Regions from separate parts of the Homo sapiens genome. Here all the other regions are linked to region 1. The links are chromatin contacts, found by Hi-C or POLR2A ChIA-PET in ENCODE. All regions are on one chromosome and are shown on one strand. Each heading gives the region's core, a stretch centred on a gene start or an enhancer-like site at or near the end of the contact. The rest is flanking DNA. Distances are from core to core; before and after follow the strand shown.

The links. A loop is a pair of places that touch in the nucleus more often than their neighbours do. ChIA-PET counts read pairs that join two places held with the same protein, here RNA polymerase II (POLR2A). Pooled maps may share reads with other maps.
Region 2: a pooled map shows a loop between it and region 1 (3-fold over the local background). The contact joins the enhancer-like site here to the promoter of SESN2 in region 1. A Hi-C loop is called at or near these places in 1 of 37 single-sample maps with no recorded cell type and 4 of 50 pooled maps. POLR2A ChIA-PET finds 5 or more read pairs at or near these places in 2 of 52 experiments (A673 and GM12878).
Region 3: a loop to region 1 is called in a pooled map, with 4 times the contacts of the local background. The contact joins the enhancer-like site here to the promoter of SESN2 in region 1. A Hi-C loop is called at or near these places in 1 of 50 pooled maps. POLR2A ChIA-PET finds 5 or more read pairs at or near these places in 3 of 52 experiments (A673, OCI-LY7 and WTC11).
Region 4: a pooled map shows a loop between it and region 1 (10-fold over the local background). The contact joins the promoter of FAM76A here to the promoter of SESN2 in region 1. A Hi-C loop is called at or near these places in 1 of 168 maps with a recorded cell type or tissue (naive thymus-derived CD4-positive, alpha-beta T cell), 1 of 37 single-sample maps with no recorded cell type and 14 of 50 pooled maps. POLR2A ChIA-PET finds 5 or more read pairs at or near these places in 2 of 52 experiments (T-cell and WTC11).
Region 5: a pooled map shows a loop between it and region 1 (2.8-fold over the local background). The contact joins the enhancer-like site here to the promoter of SESN2 in region 1. A Hi-C loop is called at or near these places in 4 of 50 pooled maps. POLR2A ChIA-PET finds 5 or more read pairs at or near these places in 3 of 52 experiments (A673, H1 and WTC11).

The regions. Positions count from the first base shown.
Region 1 is chr1:28,258,126-28,261,141 of GRCh38, forward strand. SESN2 (sestrin 2) reads left to right here and starts at 1,393. Exons shown (of 10, transcript NM_031459.5): 1 at 1,393-1,812. The coding sequence starts at 1,723. RefSeq lists enhancers at 964-1,143, 1,136-1,984 and silencers at 1,254-1,463, 2,244-2,303.
Region 2 is chr1:27,630,234-27,633,249 of GRCh38, forward strand. The region is part of intron 1 of FGR (FGR proto-oncogene, Src family tyrosine kinase); the gene reads right to left. Among named protein-coding and RNA genes, the nearest start is that of FGR, 3.4 kb to the right of the region's middle. RefSeq lists enhancers at 1,669-2,169, 1,678-1,727, 1,858-1,997, 2,398-2,447. Within about 2 kb of position 1,463, at least 25 of the 41 ENCODE cell types and tissues checked have a DNase peak (open chromatin) inside an H3K27ac peak, as active enhancers do; they include GM12878, where a contact is called at or near this core.
Region 3 is chr1:27,657,779-27,660,794 of GRCh38, forward strand. It overlaps LINC02574 (long intergenic non-protein coding RNA 2574), which reads right to left. Exons shown (of 2, transcript NR_151722.1): 2 at 2,550-2,944. Among named protein-coding and RNA genes, the nearest start is that of LINC02574, 3.4 kb to the right of the region's middle. RefSeq lists an enhancer at 1,458-1,958 and a silencer at 2,068-2,307. Within about 2 kb of position 1,518, at least 31 of the 41 ENCODE cell types and tissues checked have a DNase peak (open chromatin) inside an H3K27ac peak, as active enhancers do; they include OCI-LY7, where a contact is called at or near this core.
Region 4 is chr1:27,724,433-27,727,448 of GRCh38, forward strand. It overlaps FAM76A (family with sequence similarity 76 member A), which reads left to right and starts at 1,529. Exons shown (of 9, transcript NM_152660.3): 1 at 1,529-1,729. The coding sequence starts at 1,649. RefSeq lists silencers at 873-1,515, 1,354-2,053.
Region 5 is chr1:28,773,819-28,776,834 of GRCh38, forward strand. No RefSeq gene overlaps it. Among named protein-coding and RNA genes, the nearest start is that of OPRD1, 37 kb to the right of the region's middle. RefSeq lists an enhancer at 1,339-1,633. Within about 2 kb of position 1,538, at least 22 of the 41 ENCODE cell types and tissues checked have a DNase peak (open chromatin) inside an H3K27ac peak, as active enhancers do.

The DNA.
Region 1 (3,016 bases), core at 143-2,642:
ACAATACAAGGCAGAATGTGGCTGGACATGGTGGCTCATGCCTATAATCCTAGCACTTTGGGAGGCTGAGGTGAGAGAATCGCTTGAGCTCAGGAGTTTGAGACCAGCCTGGGCAACATATTGAGACCCTGTCTCTATTTACTAAAAAACAAAAAACAAAAACAAAAAAACAGAAAACAAAAAAACAAAAAACAAAAAAAACTAGGTAGAATGTGATACATGTGAAAAGAGATCCAGCTCAAGTGCCTTGGGAGCTCAGGGGAGGGTGAGATTAATCTCTTTTTCCCAAGAATCTGGAGGCAGGAAACCAAGTCGGTTTCATCTTTGGAATTGTAAGCTTAGACTTAGAAGTCTCAGAGGGGGACTTGGGGGTCTTATCCACCCTCACCCCTGGCAGGATTCCCTGTCTAGAATAAACAATAACTTTAAAATGGAAACAAAAAAAGGAGCTCTGAAGGAAAACTGTGAAGGAAGAGGCTCCGTTTGAAATGAATAGAAAATGAATTTAGCTTGGAGGTGCTGAGGTGTTGGTAGAGGCAACTTTCTGGCAAGAGGCGAGTTGAAGGCCAGGAAGTGAATGAGATCAGGGAGAGTGTCTGGAGGGAAGAGGGGCAAAAACAAACTGGGGAAGCACCCACGTTTTAGGAAGTGGGTGGTGAAAGAGGAGTCAGAGAAGGCCAGAGGGAGAGGTGAGCAAAGATCCAGCAGAACACCTTGTTACAAAGTTTCGAGGAGGGTGGGAGGGGTGGAAGCCAGGACGGGTAGCAGAAGGAAGAAAACTTCCAGCAATAGGGATTGAGGTTCCACACGAAGTTACCAATGACATTTCAAGGAATGAAGGCTTTTCCTGAGGCTCCACAAATAAGGTGAATTCCCTGTGTCTCGCATCTTTGGAGCTTCCCCGAGGCCAGGGGGAGCAGGGTTGTGCCCTCTGACCTCTAAATATCTGGGGTTCAGTTCTATAATTAGCAGCACCGGATAGGACGCGAGCCAAACCTCTCTTAACCCTAGCCAGTCCCTCCAGGAACTGAAAAGATGAAGAATTCATTTAGGAGATTTCACACTCGGCTGTTTGGCCTAGCCCAGTGAAGTCCCTTTTCATCACGCAACCCTAATGACTCTTAGGGCTGTCACTGCCGTCTGGTGTTGCCAGGGATCTGACTAAACCGTCTTGCAAAAGTTTGCAGCATTCACCCGAGGCGGACTACAACTCCCAGAATTCCGGGCGCTCCCCGGTGCTGATTGGCGGAGCCCGTGACTCCAGGGGGCGGAGTTTCCCCCGCCTCCCCGGGGAAACAGACCTCTGATTGGCTGGACCGCCGGGCTTTTGTGTCCCCGCCCTCCCCCGGGGACCGCAGCGGGCTGAACTGCTGGTGTCAGAGCCCGGCGAGCGCTGGCAGTTCCGCGGCGGGGATGCTGAGGAGCGCTGGGTCCGGGAGCAGCCCTGGCCCCTGCGGACTTCCGAGGCCGTGAAAACCCCTGCGCTGCGGCCCTTCCCAGGCCCCCGAGGCCGTTCGCCGTTCCCGAAGCCCGACTGGGGGAAGAGTCCAGCACCAAAGCGGCCGTTCTCGGATTCCGGAGCGTTCTGGAGCCCCGAGAGACGCCCCGGGGTTCTAGAAGCTCCCCGGCGGCGCCCAGTCCCGGCTTCATTCGGGCGTCCCTCCGAAACCCACTCGGGTGCACGGGTCGTCGGCGAGCCGCGACCGGGTCCTGGCGCGCACCATGATCGTGGCGGACTCCGAGTGCCGCGCAGAGCTCAAGGACTACCTGCGGTTCGCCCCGGGCGGCGTCGGCGACTCGGGCCCCGGAGAGGTAAGCGGCGGCCGCGCGACGCCCCTCTTCCCTGGAACCCCGAACCGCGTCTGAGCCTCAGGCTGTCCGGAGCTGAGTCGGTGTGTCCTGGGCTCGGGGAGGGAAAGCCGAGCGCGTAACCCGGGACCCGGGTTGCATCAACTGGCAGCCGCGGCCCTCGGCACCCCTCCCCCACTCTGTCTCCCCTCTCCCTCCTTCTCCCCCTCCCTCTCCCCCTCCTCCCTCCCTCTCCCCCTCTCCCTCACCGCCCCACCCCAGGGCCGCGGATCCTTCCTCGGCTCCCTCGGACTCCTGGCCAATGAGGGAGAAGCCTTCTGGAGGCTCTCCGAGCTTTGGGCTCCTGAGCGTCTTCAAGTCCAGGCAAATCCCGGCCGGAGCGGCCAGACCACTCCTCCTCCCCGCCCCCTTCCGCGGAGTCCCTTCCTCTTCGCGGGGGCCGGCGGGCAGAGGACCCTTCCTGGGGTGCCTCCCGGCTCCTGTCCCCCAGCGCGGGGCGTAGGCACCTGGGACTGGCCAGTGAAAGTCGACCTCATCCTATGTCCACCGCACTCCTGCTTTGGAGGGAGAGCGCAGGGGCTCTGGGGGCTTGGCGGGCCGCCCGGTACGCGGCGGCGGCAGCCAAAGCTGGGGGGAGAGGGGACAACCCTGGTCGCGGCTTCCGAAGCCAAGCGCGGGTTAGGCTGCGCCCTGCTAAGTAAGTGGTCTGAAGGCCCAGAAGTTTGTTTTCCAGAAATTCCTCCCCCACCCTCCCTTCGCGCCGCTCCCCTCCACCCCCCCGCATTCGCATCCCGGCATAGCCCGCAGGGGCTTTGCAGGGAGACCGGGAATTAGGCTGGACCTAACCAGACTGACAGTTCGCACTCCCCCACCACTACCAGCAGCAGCGATAATGGACATCTTATCATTTATTATGCACCTACTAGATACCAGGCTCTGAGTTTTTTTCGCCTTTAACCTAAGTCCTCAGGACTAAACCAGCAATACAAGCTACGCTATAGCCCCATTTTACAGGAAGAACATTGAGGCCCACGATGGGCTCAGAAAGAGGCTTTCTTCATTAACCCCACTGAATATCTTGTTCTTTGGCCTTATGATTTCGGAGATTGCACGGCACTAGGAGCTTCTAGTTGCTTTAGTTTACAGGCCTAGAGTGTGGTGGAAGTTGTATTCTGGACCTGGGATTTGGTGGAGTGCTATGACCCCA
Region 2 (3,016 bases), core at 213-2,712, 630 kb before region 1:
GAGTAGAGACGGGGTTTCACCGTGTTAGCCCGGATGGTCTCGATCTCCTGACCTCGTGATCTGCCCGCCTCGGCCTCCCAAAGTGCTGGGATTACAGGCATGAGCCACTGCACCCGGCCTTTTTTGCAATTTTTTAAAGCTCATCAGCTATCATTAGTGTTAGTGTATTTTATGTGTGGCTCAAGACAATTTTTCTTCTTCCAATGCGGCCCAGGGAAGCCAAAAGATTGGACACCCCTGCAATAACGTGTGTCTCTTAAGGAGCACCTAGTGTTCTCAGCCCTGTGCCTCATGCTCTAAATCCTTGATACAGCAGGCAGGGCGCAGGTGGGGGGAGGGAGGGGCGCAGGAGAGAGAGAGAGAGAGCCATATCTGCCCAGATTTTCTCAGGCAGTCGCTGAATCTGAAGAAGCCAGGTCTCTCTTTTCTCAGCACTGAACTTCGCTGCCTGCTAATACCAGAAAGGGGGCAGCTCAGAGAGTAGCCACAGCATCATTCTGGGCACTTGGTTCTGTTTATAAATATGTCTCTTGAACATCTGGTTTACAGGAGTCGCCTCCGAGATCCCCATCAGGGTCAAAATCAGGTTACAAGTATCAAACTGAGGTCCAACCCTGGACCGCAGTGCTCCTCACTTCAACATCTGCCCTGTGGCCCTCCCCAGCTCCATTCTTCAGTAGCTCTATGACCTTGGATCTTTGACATAAGCCTCTGAGCCTTAGTTGTTGCATCTGCACCTTCTGAGTAGTTGTTGTGAGGGCTTCATGACATGTGGCTCTTGCCCGATGTGCAGTGGCCAAGTGTGACCAATAACCAAAACCAGAATGGCCCCCAGGGACCATTTACCACTCCACCTTCTCTTTTGCATAGGGGGAAGTTACTTTCCCAGGATCACACAGCCAGACAAGGGATTCAAAGTCAGGACTATTAATTCAAGTCCAGAGTTCTGTTCCCTCCCCCACTGCTGTGTTCTCCAAAGCCTGAGCAGGAGATCATGCTGTTCCTAACTAGTGAATGTCATACTTCCGGTCGAACACACCACCCCTGTCATATGGCAGCTGGTCACCCAGCAGGGAGGGACCCTGCCTCCCACTCACCCCTACTGCTGGACATAGGAACCCCAGGTCCACCCATCCTTTTTCGAGGCCCACACTTCCCAAAGCTATGCCAGTTCTTTGATGTAGACACAGGATGTCCTGCCCCCGCAACCCTCACCAAGTATCTGTGGGATCTAGAGGCAGATTTAGGCTCAAATTCTAGCCTGCCTGACAACTAGCTTAAGGCATTGGGCAAGTCAGTTCATCTCCCTGAGCGGCAGCATCTTTGCCTATAAAATAAGAATACAAATGTCCACCTCCTGGGGTTGCTTCTCAGCATCAAATGGGGTCACATCACTGAAAGCATCAGACATACAGTAAGTGCCCAGTGAACTTTCACTTCCCTCCTTTCCCTTGAGGAAGGTCCTCCGTGGCAGTGACGGTGTGGGACCAGAGGGTACAGAACTGGGCAGGGCTGAGAAGAAAGAGAAGTTCCCAGGGTGAGGTGAGAGGGCTGAGCTGGCCCAGCCGCCTGGGGGATTTCATCAAAAGGGAACCGGGACTTTGGGCAGGGGCAGGAAACCACCATCCTGCAAGAGTTCCGGCTTCTCCTCCAGGCTCTGGGCTGGCCGGGGGCAGGCCAGGGCTGGAGGGTCAGGGAGCAAGGCTGAGGTCTGCAGGTGACTCCCATCCCACTGTGCCGCATCTCTCACTAGGCCCTATCCCTCAGACCGGGCGGGCTTCCATCCCTCACCCTCAGTCCTCTCACCGAGACCCTCCACCTGGCTGAATGCCAGTGCCTTTGCTGAGGCCCCCACTGCTCATTAACTCCCTTTCTTTCTTTCTTTGTTCTTCTTCTTCTTCTTCTTCTTTTTTTTTTTTTTGAAACAGTGTCTCATTCTGTCGCCAAGGCTGGAATGCGATGGTTCGATCTCGGCTCACTGCAACCTCTGCCTCCCGGGTTCAAGCAATTCTCCTGCCTCAGCCTCCTGAGTAGCTGGGATTACAGGCGTCTGCCACCATGCCCAGCTAAATTTTTGTATTTTTAGTAGAGATGGGGTTTAGTCATGTTGGCCAGGCTGTTCTTGAACTTCTGACCTCAGGTGATCCACCCACCTCGGCCTCCTAAAGTGCTGGGATTACAGGCGTGAGCCACCGTGCCCTGCCTTCATTAACCCCCTTTCATCTCACACCATCCTTTCTTGAGGCCTCGAAACTGCCTCCTGAAGAAGACATACCCACCCAACCCTGTCTGACTCCACCACCACCGTGGTGAGGCCAGGTGTGTGCAGGATCGGGGGTGGCCTTTACCCTCCATGTGGTCCCGAGGCCATTAGCAGTTTTTTCCACTTCTTGTGGGTAAAAGTGGTTTTCCACCTGTTGCTGAAAACCACCCACCAGCCTCTAAAACACAGCTCTTTAGATGCCATCTGGCCTGGGACTCAGGATTTTCAGGAGATGGAAGCCATGGCGGCGGGGGGCGGGGGTCCAGGGGCAGCCAAGGGATGGGAGTCTAGATTTCACAGTGTGGCCAGACAGGAAGCCCCCTCCCTGGTCCCTCAGGGGAGTGGGGCGGTGAGGGGGACATCCTGCCTTTTCCCACCTTAGGTCAGCCCAGTCTGCTCTGCGTGGGAAGAGCCCTGGCCCCTACTTCCCCAGCTCTGGGGTTCCCTACCCAGCCTCCTGAGGTCTGGCCACTTCCTTTGCCACATCAGCCCCAGGTGGCTGCAGAGATCACCCAAACATCCACTCATATGCTCAAGGGTTCATGCTCATTCACTCAGAGCCCAAAACATACAAACACTCACACCCTCACTGGAGGAGGGTGTGAGAGCACCTACTCACTGGAACAGGAAGTAGTCATGAAGCCCCTAAACCCCACACCCTCCTCCCCGGAGGGTACATGAAACTTGGTAGGGATGAGGTAAGGATTCAGGCCTCAGCTCAGGCTACATCAGAGACGAGATGTCCTGGAATTC
Region 3 (3,016 bases), core at 268-2,767, 600 kb before region 1:
CCTGACCAACATGGAGAAACCCCATCTCTACTAAAAAAAATACAAAATTAGCCAGGCATGGTGGTGCATGCCTGTAATCCCAGCTACTTGGGAGGCTGAGGCAGAAGAATTGCTTGAACCCGGGAGGTGGAGGTTGCAGTGAGATGAGACCACGCCATTGCACTCCAGCCTGGGCAACAAGAGTGAAACTCCATCTCAAAAAAAAAAAATTTTTTTTTAGTAGAAATGGGGTCTTGCTATGTTGCTCGGGGTGGTCTTGAACTCCTAGCCTCAAGCAATCATCTCACCTTGGCCTCCCAAAGTGCTGGGATTACAGGTGTGAGCCACCACCACTGCCAACCGATAACTTACATTCTAATGGGGAGACATTAAATACTGCCAAGACAGTATGTGTTCTATATTGCAGAGGCTGGTCATGAACTCCAGCCTCCAACCCATAGAGAAACTGACTTCTAAACTGATTTTTTTTTTTTTTTTTTTTTTTTTTTTTTTTTGAGACGGAGTCTCGCTCTGTCGCCCAGGCTGGAGTGCAGTAGTGCAATCTCGGCTCACTGCAACCTCTGCCTCCTGGGTTCCAGCGATTCTCCTGCCTCAGCCTCCTGAGTAGCTGGGACTACAGGTGCATGCCACCATGCTCGGCTAATTTTTGCTATTTTTAGTACAGATGGGGTTTTGCCATGTTGGCCAGGCTGGTCTTGAACTCCTGACCTCAGGTGATCCGCCCACTTTGGCTTCCCAAAATGCTGGGATTACAGGCATGAGCCACCACACCTGGCCCTAAACTGAGATTTTTTTTTTTTGAAGGATAAATACAAGTTAAATAGGGAAGGGAAGAGTGTTTAGGTCTGAGAGAAAAACAGGTGCAAAGGCTCAGAGGCGAGAGAGACATGTATTTTCAAGCAGCTGAAAGTTCAACGTGGGCAGAGGGAAGGAGGCAAGGAGGGGAGTGGCTGCGCTGAGTGAGGTCAGCAGTCACTCACCAGTCCTCAGCTGAACTGAGACCCACCTTAGGGGTCAGGATCCATCCTCTTCCATGATGATCAGGGATGAGGAGTTAGCCAGGTAAAAGGTGTGAGGGGATGGCTCAGGGAAGAAGTGATCCCAGCAGAGGTTTGTGTCACTGGGAGAGAGGAAAGACAGCTGAAAGTTGAGTCTGGCTATAGCCTGCCTGGGGGCTTGGCTGAGAAGAGAGACCTTGGTATTGTGGCCTGTGGGTCTTGCCAAGTGGCCTGAGGGCCATACGGAGCCTCTGAATGGTTTTGTGCAGGGGAGTGACTCAACCTTGGTAGGAACATGCAGGAAGGTTGTCCTGGGATGCCCTTTAAGGTCTCAGCAGACTGAAACCTCAAAGAGCCTCTGGGGAGCCCAGCCATCTTAGGCACAACCTCATTCGAGCCATCAGGGAGGATGAGAAAACTCACTTGTCAGAGGAACCTTAGAGAAGTCAAGAGACAAGGCTGGAGGGCCCTGAGCTGGGGGGTGGGGAGCATGGGGAAAGAAGAGGGTGAGGGCTCAGAAAGGCAAGAGCCCCGACACCAGGAGGCGGTGCCTGCTCTTAGCTTGCCACGGACTCCATGATTCAAGAAGGCCTGGCCCCCAGGACCCTGGGACTAGAAAGGCAATTGACTCATCCTAGGATGGGGGAAGCCTGGCCCCGGAGGTTAAGTGAAATTGCTCTAAGACACAGAGCACATCAGCGGCAGGATCAGGAAGAAACTAGTAACCCTGGAGCACCTAGCACCAGCACCCCTAGTGCAGGGTACTTCATACCTCGCATCATCTAACGCAGGTGTCGCTTCATTTTACAGATAAGCGGACTAACGTCCACAAGTCATGGACTCCTGTTCTGGGTCACACAGAGTTAGGGCTAAGAAACCAGGTCTGCAGGCGCCTAGTTTCCCGCAGTTCTTCTGGGTCTGAGTTTGGGGTGGTGGGGAAGAGGCGAGCGTGTCAAGGAGGGTGAGAGGGAGGGTGGGGCTGTGTTTCTGGGACTTTCCTCGCTGAGGTCAGAGGCACCGAAATAGACGCGCTGCAGCGAGCGCCCGGAGGCCCGGTCACACCCTGTGCCCGGCCCGCCGCGGGGAGCGGTCCAGCCGCAGCGCACGAGCCCTCCGCCGTCCCACTGCCCCCCGGAACCGCGCGAGCCTCGCAAACCGCTCGGCGCCCAGTCTCCACCTCGCCGGCTTCATGAACGTGCCCCGGGAGACCCCGACGCCCTGAAGCCGGCGCGGCCGCCCCACCGCCCCACCGCCCCACCGCCCCACCGCCGTCTGCGCGAACGCCGGGCCTCCCCCTCCGCCCATCGCTGCCACCATCTCTACTCCGACGGCTGCGGCGGTGGGTGTGGCCACCGCGCTTGCCAATCAGGAAGTGAGGGCCGGCTCCGGACGCGCCCCGCTGTTACGTCACTCCGACGGCCCCGGATGCCCCGCCCAGTGGCCTTGCCTGGGAAAGGCGACTGGGGCACCGGTGGGTGCGGACCCTCAAAGGGTGAAAATAATTCCCGTGTGAATTGCGCGCATTATAACTGCTCTAAGAAATGCAGCCAGGGCATTTTAAAATGTATTTTTTCAATCACTCCTCTTCCAGCCATTTATCCGTCCGTCTGTATGTATGTCTATCCAGTCAGCCAAAGTAATTGGGTGCCTCCTGAGTGCCAGGCGCTGTGCTGGGTTCTAGCTATAAAGAGAGATGAACCCTCTGCTTGTCCTCAGGGAGCTCATAATCTAGGGCGGAAGCCTGATGGTAACAAATGCTCATGCCATCGTTTTCATTGCAGTCATGATTCATTCTGGGACGGTGAGATACAGGCTGCTGCAATAACCAGGTGTCTAACTTGGATTGGGGCTCAGGTCCCTGTAGAAGTTACATCGAGCCGACTCCTGAAGCAACAAGTGTTCCAGGCAGAGGGAAGAGCTTGTGCAAAGGCAATGAGGCTAGCAGGCTGGAAAATAAGGGAAAGGAAACTGAGTGAGATGAGGCTCTGGAGGTTTACGGGAGCGAATTATTTAAGACC
Region 4 (3,016 bases), core at 279-2,778, 530 kb before region 1:
GTTGGTCAGGCTGGTCTGGAACTCCTGACCTCAGGTGATCCTCGGGTGATTCACCCGCCTCGGCCTCCCAAAGTGCTGGGATTACAGGCGTGAGCCACCGCGTCCGGCCGACCCAGGCTGGTCTTAAATCCCAAGGCTCAAGTGATCCTCTGGCCTCAGCCTCCCAAAGTGCTGGGATTACAGTTGTGAGCCATCCCGCCCCGACTCATGTACTGGTTTTGATTCTCACAATGACCTCATTGTACAATTGAGAAAAACGAGGCCGTGAGAAGTTCAGTGATAGATCCAAGGTCATGTAGTTAGTTGTGGAACAGTGATTTGGAAACTTTGCTTTCTGATCCTAATGATTAATGCACATCTTTGGGGGATCCTACAAGGAAGCAGCCAGATTTGGGTTCAGAGAGAGTAAATTTTTTTTGTTGAGGCAGGGAAATAGAAGCCATTAAGTCAGTTTTTAATTGTAAAAAGCGCACGTTGAGGTAAAACTGCAATTAGTCCTGTACGGGTGGTTGGCAGAGCCAAGAGTAACCTATGCCCAAGAGCAGCTACAAGGCAGGACTTGGATAGGTCAGCAGTGCAGGAAGCTTTGCCAACACCTCAAGAACAAGAAGTCTGTCATTCCTTGGGCAGCTCCTATACATGCCAAGCTGGAGCCAAAGAGAGGCAGGGGAGCCCGGAGGGCGTGGCTTGCCTTCCGGAAGTCAGGCCTCGTCAGGAATCACCAGGTGGTTGCTTGCGAGAGAAGCTGGGGGTGAAACCGGAGAAAACAAAGTAGGAAGCAGGTCTGGGCCAATTGCAGCCCACTCTGATGGGGGCCTGCAGGCCACCGGACGCCTGAATATCTGTCCAATCCCTCCTGGAAGGACTGCCATCTCTTTAGTCCCTCTTCCGCAGCATAGGGGTGCTCTCTCTGGGGCTCTCCTTTTCTCTCCTAAGGCCCACAGCCCCACAGTTCCCTATTTAGGTGTCTTAAATTGAGGACACACTTCTAAATTGTCCCTCAGAGTCTCGTCTCCTCCTTTGAGCGAGGCTGGGCGGGCTCCTCCTGCTCCGATTATGAGGAACTTCTTTCCCAAGCTCCCCACCTTCTTTGGGCTTGGACGGCTGCAGAGTTCCAGTTAACTGTGCGCCGCCTTCGTTCCAATTGTACCCCTCGTGCTCCCAGAGGGCAGCTCCATGGAAACCAAAACATCACAAATCCCCGAAGGTATCGCGAGAAGCGCAGATGCGCCTGAGGCCGTGGAGAGGCGGAGCGAGGGCGGGAACGCTGAGCAAGTAGGGCGGAGCCTAAGCTCTTCCGAGGTCCCGGCCGGGAGCCTGTCCCCTCCAGGTGGCGCCCCCGCGTGACTGCGCTTTACATAATCGCGGCCTGGAGCGTCACAGTGGCGTACTCCAGGCCAGACCGAATCAGAGTGGGCGAAAGCTCCGTGTTCCGCCCCTTCCCACTTGATCGACGTCAAAGCCCACCAGTGAGCGGGCGTCTAGAGTCGCCGTGCCCGCCCCAGCCCGCCCGGGTCCGCCCCGACCCGCCTGCGCCCGCCCGCCTGCCGCAGCCAGCAGCCTGCAGCCGCCGCCGGGTTGTGCCTCAGACTGTCAGATAAATCGGCGGGCCGGGCCGGCGGGTCGGTGAGCGCGGCCCGGGCCGGACATGGCGGCGCTCTACGCCTGCACCAAGTGCCACCAGCGCTTCCCCTTCGAGGCGCTGTCTCAGGGGCAGCAGCTGTGCAAGGTGCGCGGGCTGGGGCGGCGGCCGGGAACTGGGGACGCAGGAGGCGCGGCCCGGAGCTCCAGATTCTGTGGGGACGCCCGGCGGGGTCCCCGGAGCAGGGTGTGGCAGGCCCGCCAGGCTGAGGAGCCGCACCCACCCCGCTGGGGGCCGGCGGGGCACGTGCGGGAGCCGGGACCCGGTCCAGGCTCCCGCGGCCGGCGTGTCCGGGTGCTTAGCAACCGTGGGGATTGTTCTCGGACCCCGTGAGGTCGGGGGAGGGACAGCGGGTCCCCTGCTTGCCCTGACTGGTCGCCTTCGGGATCCCTTTGCGCTGCCTCCCCCGCCGCCGCGGTCTCCCTGGTGGGGACCTCCTGCCCCTCCTGGGACTGAACTCCAAAGTTGGGTGCTGCCTTGGAGGAATGTGTCGAACTCGGGCTCCTCACGGGCACTTTTCGACCAGTTTCAGAATCGGAGGTAGCAAGGCTTGATTTTTTTTTTTTTTTTAAGCATCTCACTTTTCGGCCAGTCTCAGAATCGGAGGCAGCAAGGCTTTATGTTTTAAAAAAGCCCCACAGTCAGGCTCACAGATCCGAGGGATCACTTCTCAGCATCCAGTTGGTGGTCTTCGGTCTTCCCTGACTAGCTGCTGATCAGTTTTTGCTCCTGAAGGTCCAACTTCTCTTTTTCTTTTAAGTTGCTTTATCCCACTTTTACTTTTTAAGTGACTAGAGGTGCTGTGAGGCAACAGTTAAAAAGTCACCAAACTGGCTGAAGAATAATGTTGAGGTTATCCAATAATCCAGTTTGTGTCTCTGATTTGGATAACTCATAATTGTCACTTTTGCCTCAGATGGTCATGACTTTCCATTTGCCAGTTTTTATATACCAGGTCTGGGGGAATGCAAGTGCTTGAGTGCCCTTTTTGGCCTCAAAATATGTATATATGATTTTAAGGAAGTTATGTATATATAAATAATAATTTTAATCCAGCACTTTCATTTCACAAGTAAACCGCAAAATCACACAGTGGCAGAAGAACCAGGCCTGGAATTCAGGGCTTCTGATTCCCAGTCTGGGACTTGTTCATATATATGTTTGTTTTACAATTTATGGCTAGTTCCATATAATCCATATAAGTTCTTACTTAACTCCCACATCAACAGTAGGGAAGTGATGCCAGTATTACAGAGGAGAAAAATAAGGCCCAGAAAGTTTAAGTGACTCACTCAAGCATAGTAGCTATGCTAGAAATAGTACCCAGGTCGGCTTCCTACTGAAGGCTGTTTCCATTTGTGACTGCCTTTTAAA
Region 5 (3,016 bases), core at 288-2,787, 520 kb after region 1:
GCCCCAATTCCACTTTTTTCCAAGAAATTCTGCTTCCTTTTATTGGAGAATGTTTCAGAATTATCGAGGTGTTTTTTCGTTTTGTTTTGTTTTTTGCTTTTAAGATACAGCGTCTCTTGCCCAGGCTGGAGTGCAGTGGCGCAGTCTCGGCTCACTGCAATCTCTGCCGCCTGGATTCAAGTGATTCTCCTGCCTCAGCCTGCTGAGCAGCTGGGATTACAGGTGCCTGCCACCGTGCCCGGCTAATTTTTGTAGTTTTAGTAGAGACAGGGTTTCACCTTGTTGGCCACGCTGTTCTCAAACTCCTGACCTCGTGGTCCAGCTGCCTTGGCATCCCAAAGTGCTGGGATTACAGGCGTGAGCCACCGTGCCCGGCCCTATTGAACTTTTTTTAAAGGCAATTCTTCAAATTGCAATGGATTATTAAACTGGGACTTATTACCAGGGTAAGTGGAGAATTATTGAGACTAATCAAAACACTTAACCACTTTATTTTGTCCTCACCTTTTAAAAAGCTACATGTGAATGAATCCTCTGGAATTAGAGGGCTTCCACTTGACAGTACTTCAGCTAGGGTATGGCTCAGTGCTCATGGGTTTACATCCTTTCACGATGTCTCTGTTAAGCCTTGTAAATAGAGACCCCAAAACGTTAGAAGTCCTACCTAGAATGTTTGAAGTCCTGGTTCCCACACCTTGGAGCTTTCTCTACCAGTGAGAAAGTAAATGCTCTTGTAATAAAAGTTTTCGGCCGGGGGCAATGGCTCACGCCTGTAATCCCAACACTTTGGGAGGCCAAGGCAGGTGGATCACCTGAGGCCAAGAGTTCGAGACCAGCCTGGCCGATATGGTGAAACCCCGTCTCTACTAATGTCTACTAATAATACAAAAATTAGCCGGGTGTGGTGGTGCACGCCTGTAATCCCAGCTACTCGGGAGGCTGAAGCAGGAGAATTGCTTGAACCCAGGAGGAGGTGGAGGTTGCAGTGAGCCGAGATCATGCCATTGCAGTCCAGCCTGGGCGACAAGAGTGAAACTCCGTCTCAAAACATACTAAAAAAATTAAGTTTTCGTTTTTCATTATGGAGCTAACATTGCACTTGATGTTACCACTTATTTGACTTTTATTTGAAAGTTGACTTGTGGCCTGCGTGTCATGAATGTTTTGAAAATGAGAGTGGAAGTAAAGGTGTCCCTAGGATTCAGATCTGTAAGTCCACTTGCAATCAATTTTTTCTGCTTTAGGAAGCAATGCCACTTTGTCATGAGCATCGCTCATCGCTAGTGGTTTCTGGGCAGCTGGTGCACCTCCTTACTACTGAGAAGCCTTTGGAACTGTGATGTTTAATTACAGCTGCCGGGTTTGCACGTGGGAAGCTGACATGGTGTGGTGAAAGCCAGCGGTCTTCAGCTAGTGGAGGGAATTACAGAAGGTCCCACGCCCTTTAGGGCCCTTGGCTCCGGGTTTCCGGGACAGGCTCTGGAGCTCCGCCTGCGGGGGCCGGGCTTGGCGGCTGGACGGCGCGTGCGCCGTGCCTGCGGATGGAGGAGGGCCACCTTCTGCCCGGCTGTAGCCAGGTTCCCTCCATGCTTCCCCACCCCGTCGCAGCCTGGTTTTTGTACGCCTTCTCTCTGACGGCGGTTGTGCCACCTTGAGCTGCGGCTCAAGATGGTGTCCGCCCTTGCTTCTGCGCCTGTGCGGAAGCGCCCGGCCCTCACCTGCGCAGGTGAGCTGGGTCGTCTGAGAGGGAAATGGGGTTTCACACCACCCTGCTAACCAGGCAAAGATGACATTCGTGTCATGTGTAGCTTATTGCTTTCTTCGGCCTCTTCAATAATGCTCAGACATGAGGCTTGGTAAAGGTTGGAAAGCTGTTAGCCGACCTGCGGGCCGTGGGTTCATGTACTCGAAAAAGTTGAGGTGCCTCTGAAGGGCAGCTCCCCGAGGAAACTCCCAATTTTGCTGCCCTCTCCAGGTGTGCGTGTGAGTGTACTCATCTGTTGTTTCCATGTGTTAGTTAACCTGTATTTTGTGAGCTCCTGTCGCTACTATTGTTGGGCATTGGGGAAAAGAGAAATAAATGAAGATTCTTGTTTTCTCAGCATCCTGTTTAAGGAATATACCATCTTATATTTGGCGAGCTCCATAAGAGCAGAGCTACCCAGAAAACTGCCCCTATCTATATTGGCGTTTTTTCCCTAGCTTTTCTTTATCTCTGGAAACCACAGGAGCCCTTCGCCTCTTCATCGTCCTCCACAGCTCAGCTCTCTCTCATAGGCTGTCTGTGCCATCCTTCAAGAGGTCTGTGATACTGGGCAGGTCAGAGAATTGCTCTGTGCACGCATTTTCTCGTCCGAAAAAGGAAATTGCCTCTGAAGCCACTTGATGGTATGAGTTTTACAGGGATTTAAATTGACGTTACTGGTGCTTTTTTTTTTTTTTTAAATGGAATCTTACTCCATCTCCCAGGCTGGAGTGCTATCTCCCAGGCTGGAGTGCAGTGGCACGATCTTGGCTCACTGCAACCTCTGCCTCCAGGGTTGAAGCGATTCTCCTGCTTCAGCCTCCCAAGTAGCTGGGATTACGGGAGCCCGTCACCATGCCTGGCCAATTGTATTTTCAGTAGAGACGGGGTTTCACCTTGTTGGTAAGGCTGGTCTCTAACTCTTGACCTCAGGTGATCCGGCCACCTCCGCCTCCCAAAATGCTGGGATTACAGGCGTGAGCCACCGCGCCGGGCCCCAGTAGTGCTGTTCTAATTTAAAACAAACAAACAGCTAACACAGTTCAGACAGTTACACATGCAGAATAAAAAGTGTGTACAGGCCGGGCGCAGTCCATCCTGGCTAACACGGTGAAACCCTGTCTCTACTAAAAATACAAAAAATGAGCCGGGCGTGGTGACGCGTGCTTGTAATCCCAGCTACTCGGGAGGCTGAGGGAGGAGAATCACTTGAACCTGGGAGGCGGAGGTTGCAGTGAGCGGAGATCGCACCACTGCACTCCAGCCTGTGCG